2 separate regions of the Homo sapiens genome follow, and region 2 is linked to region 1. The links are chromatin loops, found by intact Hi-C in ENCODE. Cell type or tissue: PC-3. All regions are shown on one strand. Each heading gives the region's core, and the rest is flanking DNA. Links, peaks and the distances in the headings are about the cores only. Region 1 overlaps ACBD6 (acyl-CoA binding domain containing 6). Region 2 overlaps LHX4 (LIM homeobox 4).

What was found. Hi-C counts contacts between places; a loop is a spot of excess contacts. Peaks named below come from ENCODE experiments on the same cell type or tissue, not always from the same donor. Only the 100,000 strongest peaks of a DNase experiment are listed, where the experiment ranks them.
Region 2: it touches region 1 in a loop (3-fold over the local background); 1 of 110 quality-filtered maps calls a loop at or near these places.

What each region holds. Positions count from the first base shown.
Region 1 is chr1:180,363,796-180,366,713 of GRCh38, forward strand. All of the region lies in intron 6 of ACBD6 (acyl-CoA binding domain containing 6), which reads right to left. Among named protein-coding and RNA genes, the nearest start is that of MIR3121, 73 kb to the right of the region's middle. In PC-3, for the core only: a CTCF peak has its summit at 1,458 (motif pointing right); no DNase peak of the experiment used is centred there; H3K27ac peaks cover 580 bases.
Region 2 is chr1:180,275,970-180,278,887 of GRCh38, forward strand. LHX4 (LIM homeobox 4) reads left to right here. Exons shown (of 6, transcript NM_033343.4): 6 at 1-2,918. It also overlaps a transcript of ACBD6 not described here. Among named protein-coding and RNA genes, the nearest start is that of LHX4-AS1, 2.7 kb to the left of the region's middle. In PC-3, for the core only: no CTCF peak of the experiment used is centred there; no DNase peak of the experiment used is centred there; H3K27ac peaks cover 416 bases.

The DNA of each region.
Region 1 (2,918 bases), core at 281-2,780:
GGGAAGGCTTTGTAATGCTCATCCTTAGAGAGAACCTTGAATTCCATTAGAAAGCTCCACAAAATGGAGAAACCCTCAAGTGGCAGCTTGAACCACATAGACAGCTCATACCCTTTACTGATATTAGAAGTAAGCTCATGGGATTAAGTCGGCAAGTACTAGAAAATTAAAAAGTATGAACACACTGACAAATGCCATGATACCAACAAGAATACAAGATGTGTCTAAGCCTTTTTTCCTGCTTTTTCTTTACCTTTTTAAAAAAAGGGATGGCAAATATTTAAAACAATGCTACAATAAAGACTGGGCACTAAGTCTACAAAGAAACTCTATAACTTGTCTGGCTAATATTGGGCTAATATAATATCTACATCTATACAGTGATTTGCTATAAAACCATTCACTTATTGATGGCCTAGCACATTTTACAAATAAGCTACACTTTAAGAGGAACAGTAAAGGCAGACACCTTGCCTTTGATGTCACATCTATTAAGTTACAGCTCTACTCTGTTCCCTACCAGTGATAAGACATCTTATATAATGTACATTTTTAGTGTTACATGTTTAAAAAGGGACATTGATTCAGTAATGAGCCACTAGGTTGGTGAAACTAGTCTGGAGAAGACTTAGGAAGAAAATGTCTACTGTCTTCAAATAACAGAACGGTTGACACCTGGAAGGGAGGAGATACAACTTTTCTTCATAGTTTTAAGAGTCAGAACTAAAACGAGAGTGAGTTATAGGTAAGCAGACATAGATTTAACAGGTAGGAGAAATTTCTAATAATTAGCACTTTCTGAAACAGAATAGGCTATTTTGTGAAGTAAACAGAAATCTTCAGACAGGCTAGCTGGCTTAACCATCTTTTGGAAATTTAGTGGAGAGGAGTCCTGCATTAGGTGGGAGTTGAACCAGATGATCTTTAAATTCCTTTCTATCTTTTTTTTTTTTTTTGAGATGGAGTCTTGCTCTGTCGCCCTGGCTGGAGTACAGTAGCGCGATCTTGGCTCACTGCAACCTCTGCCTCCTGGGTTCAAGTGATTCTCCTGCCTCAGCCTCCCGAGTAGCTGGGACTATAGGCGTGTGCCACAACGCCTGGCTAATTTTCTGTAGTTTTAATAGAGACAGGGTTTCGCCGTGTTAGCTAGGATGGTCTCAATCTTCTGACCTCGTGATCCGCCCACCTTGGCCTCCCAAAGTGCTGGGATTACGGGCATGAGCCACCGCGCCTGGCCAATTCCTACTTTTAAGATTTTACAATTATTATTTATTCAAGGTCATAGTTAGTGGCAGAATAGAAATTGGAATTCAGGTAACGTGACTCCAAACACAGTCTTTCCAAACACAAGGTTATAAACTCCTCAAAAGTCTTCAGGCAAAAATATAAAAGACTGAGGTCAACTGGGTCAGGGAAACTGAAGAGTTCAAAGCCTGTCAACAGAGGGCAGTAGGTACTCAGCTCTAGTTGATAGAAGAACGTGCCCACGATTGCCATATTTGCAGATTTTTCAAGAGAAGTCTAAAATCTGTACTTTTATATGAAATTAACTGACAGTTAATTATAAATAAATTGTGGACTAACACTACAGGTGTCAAACAAAAACAGATCTATGGGCTGCACATGACTTATACTGTTTTGTGACCATGAGACTTTACTCAAAAACTCCATTTCCAAACTACTGATTTTAAAAAATCCTTCTCTGGAGTCTTCAAATTTATCAACATCCTTTTTGAAATACAAAAATCTAAGCTTTATGTTTTATATTAATTACATCCTAATAATTGCTATGTATATAACAGTACTTTGCCCTGGCCTTTATAGATTATATTCCTATTACTGTAATGGCAGCAGTAAATTTGCTTTGTAAGAGCAACACTACATTGCCATCTCATTGTTTACCTACGGTCCACAATAGCCGTCAAATTTTCTACTGATGATATTTGTGCATAAACAATCTCTATACATGTATACATGCATATGGTCCATAAGTATATTTAAATATGCTCCATATTCTATAATTATTTCACGGAAAAATTACTTTTCTTTGAAGAGTCTTTTTTTTCTTATCTTTTTCCCATCTTTCAGGCATTAATCACTCTGAGTATATCAGTTTGATCAAAAGCAATATTGACCATTTCTAGAACTTACTCTGTTTACTTAGTATAACTAAGCAAATTGCTTGGTCTCATTTGCAAGCATTTTGTTATTCTGTGTAATTCCTTCATCATTAATTGGTTCTTATAATGTTACATTTAAAAGAACATTTAAAATTTAGCAACACTAGGCATAGCCAAATATATTTTATAACATGCACATACTTATTTAAATAGTACATCTCAGAAACCATCAATGAGCCACCAGTTCAACATTCAAACAAGTTAGTTCTTTTAAGGCAGATGATTAACTAATTTCCTGAATTCAATGAGGAAGAATTGCCTGACATTTTAAAAATTGAAAGAATTACAGAATTAATTCAATTCTGAGGGTACCATCAACTTTAGACTACAAAATGTTATGATTCAGTTGTAGGTAGCTTAGACATTTAGAAACCTTTATGGTGAAGACGGTAGGTTTTCCTGGGGATAAAAACTAATTCTTTTGTTTTCAAGCTTACAATAGTGCAAAATGTCAACAATTTCTGGTTAATAGCAGTACCAAGAGAGAATGTAGCCAGGGGACCATTAAGAAGGAGCAATTTACTATAGCAGGTCATAACACTTTGACAGTGTCCTATAATTCAGTTAGATGTAAAAATAAGATGACACTGGGTGTTCTCTGAACTCAGAGTAATTTGAACTTGATTCACACTGTACTGTGAGCCAGCTGTTCATTCTCAGATATAAACTTAGCAAAGGAAGTGACTATTCAATATAAAAATGACAGAGAAATAACTGATTAAACAAAATTGTGAATAG
Region 2 (2,918 bases), core at 125-2,624, 88 kb before region 1:
CGCTGTCCTGAATGGTGCTGCAGCTCCCACCCACCTTGTGCACCCATCTACCATCAGGAAGCTCTCCATGTGCAAACTGGAATTTAGCCAGCTGGAATTTATTCCTGTCCCTCTGGGAAGCTGTGTTTGCTTCTTCTGGCCTCCCATTCTCTTAAATGAGATCAGCAGAGTAGGAAAGGGTGAGAAGGCATTGCCTATCACATGAAGTGATGGGGCCAGAGACCCTAAGGACCCTTCCTTCTACGAATGGTTGGTCACCTTTTGAGGACTGCAAAGACTTAGGCATGTCATAGGCAGACTAAAGGAAGAATACACAGTTCCTCTTGGACTGCTACATCTTTTGTAAGCCCTTTTCCAGGACTAAACTAAGTTCAATTAAGTAAGTTCTTTAAAACAGTAAATTCCGGGATCAGCCTTCGGGCCCTCTTCTCTGACCAATTTTATAGCGTACCCTCGTTTTTTGGTGTGCTGCAGTGGTCATGATTTTTGCTTGAGAAGTCTGCAAACATAGACACTTCTCTTGAGGTTCCATGTTTATGGATGATGTTGTGTTAATCCTAGCCAATTCTGTGCTATTGGGAATTCTCCAATCATGAACACTGGGGTGGGGAGGAAGACACAAATGCCATGTGAGGAAAGGAAAATGCAGTCGTCTTTTTGGAGGATGGCTTTTTAAATACACCCTTCTTAGCAGGCTGCTTAAAATACACAGGAGAAAAGGCTCTGCTGGGCAATGAACCAGATGAAAAGCTGCCCACCCAGATCACTGTTGCAGGTTGACTATTTGGCTTAGCAACTCATGGGATTTCAGAGGCCCTTGAAGTTTTTGGTGAGTATAGTGTGGGGGAGAGCAGGCTTTTTAAAAGGGGGGGGGGCATCCTCCTCTGTGTAGCACTGTTTAAGATCACTGTAAGTAAGTTGACCAGTTTTTGTAAGTTAATCATACTAATTCCCAGTTCAATAGTGGAAGGAGAGGCCTTCCTCATTTATACTAATAATATAATAAATCTCTTGAGGAACTCAGTGAGCAGTTGACGAGGTCAATAGTTCTTTGGCATCAGTAGGGCTGGTTAGCTGGAAAAACCCTTGAGAGCACTGGCCTGAAAACCAGGAGAGCTTTGTTTTCCAGAGCCACCTCCCCAGAAAGCAGCAAACACTGCTGCCTGTTTAGAAGCACAGCCACAGTAGGTCTAAGATTTTAAATGGATCTCCCTACAGGTTGGGTTAGCATTATGGGTGGGCTGGTGCCACTAATGAGCCATTGCATGACAGGACTCTTCTGGGGTTTGGAAATGGAGAAAAGCCGGGCATTCATTACTTTTAGCTTCTCTTAGAGGCACTCCTCTGTTGCTTGGAAGTCTATTATGGGGTATAAGGTGCTACATGGTAGCTGTTTCCCCCCTTGCTAAAATGACATGGATGAATTTTAAAAATGAAATGAGACCTTCTAGAGGCAACCATTATCTGCAGTGCCTGGCTGGTCGACTTTAGAGTAGGAAGCTCTTGAATCCAGGAGCAAATTAGTTAAAACCCCAAGTTCCAGTGGTAACTGGTATAAGCAAAATGGAAACTGAGGGGCTATGGAGGAATCTCTGTTTGTTGGAACGTAATGAAACCATGGAGGAAATACCAGATTTAAGGGCTAAGAAGCTGGCCCGATGGGTAAATCAGTGTTGGGAGTCAGGTTCTTGGCCCTTCAAGGACTTGCTATGCAACCTCAGGCAAATTCCTCTCAGTCTTTGTGCTTTCTCTTTCTTGTCTCATCTGACAGTTATGAATATAACGTAAAATAAAGATCAACTATCATTGATAACACTGTTCCTGCAAATGAATACTGTGAAACATCAGGGAAAGAGGAAAAAATTAAGCCACAAGAAAACCATTTGGCAGTGTCCTTAAACTTTTTTTGGGGGGGGGCAGTGTAAAACATGAAACCTAGTAAGATAATTGGGCCATTAGATCTTCATCATTAAACTCACTTTGCAAGGAAGTGTAAGAAATCTGTAAAACAAAAGACATTCCTATCTCAGAAGCTCAAACTGGTGATTTCCAACTGCCTCTTTACAGGAGGGGGCTCAAGGCTTCTGATGAGCAAAGGCTGTGTGTTGTATGACAGTCCACTCTCTGCACCTACACTTCCACGTGCCACGACTGACAACTTGGTTATAACCATGAAAATAATGACCATACCTCCCCAGCCAGCAGGGTCTGGAAGGCCTGAGGAGGCTCATTTTTAAACACTGCACTTTAAAAATTGGAAACCGTGAGATGAAGAAAAATTCAATTAAGCGGAAATGAGTTTTGTTTTATTGCCTGCTGCTGAAGGGCTCTGGGCATGCTGAAAGCTAAATGAAAAGCACATCACTGGCTCTCTTCTTTCTTGGATTGGTCAATTGGCCCTTTTTGCAGTAGTTGCTCCAACTGTTCTAAACAGTGAGTGACTGGAGCCAAAAAGAGAGAGCTCAGCAAAGCCATCCCATCCACACTCTGCTTGGTAGGACCACACTAAAAGCACAGTTTCATGCTGCTAGCTCTGGTAAGGAGACAGCTGCAGGTTTGGGAGGTGCACCAAGCATTCCTTTGCTTAGGGAGGCAGAGCACAGGTGAACAGAGGAAGGACACCCCCACTCTCATCTATTGCCCACCGAGAGGCAAGAATCACACCAACTTTCCCACTTGAGGACTGTGTTCGGCCAAACAAGCAGGTTCAGGGCTGCGGGATTCCAGAAGTTGCTCTGAGCTTGCAATCAGACCTCAAAGCCCCAGATCCCCTCAGCTCTGGATCGTTGCCCTCATCCTTCACAATGTAAATTTTGTACAGTTAAAGAGAAATGAAGTCTCGTTTCCTGGGGAAAAAAAAGAAAAAAAGAAAAAAAAAAGACCCACCCATCCTTATTTATTGCCATATGACTTTGGAA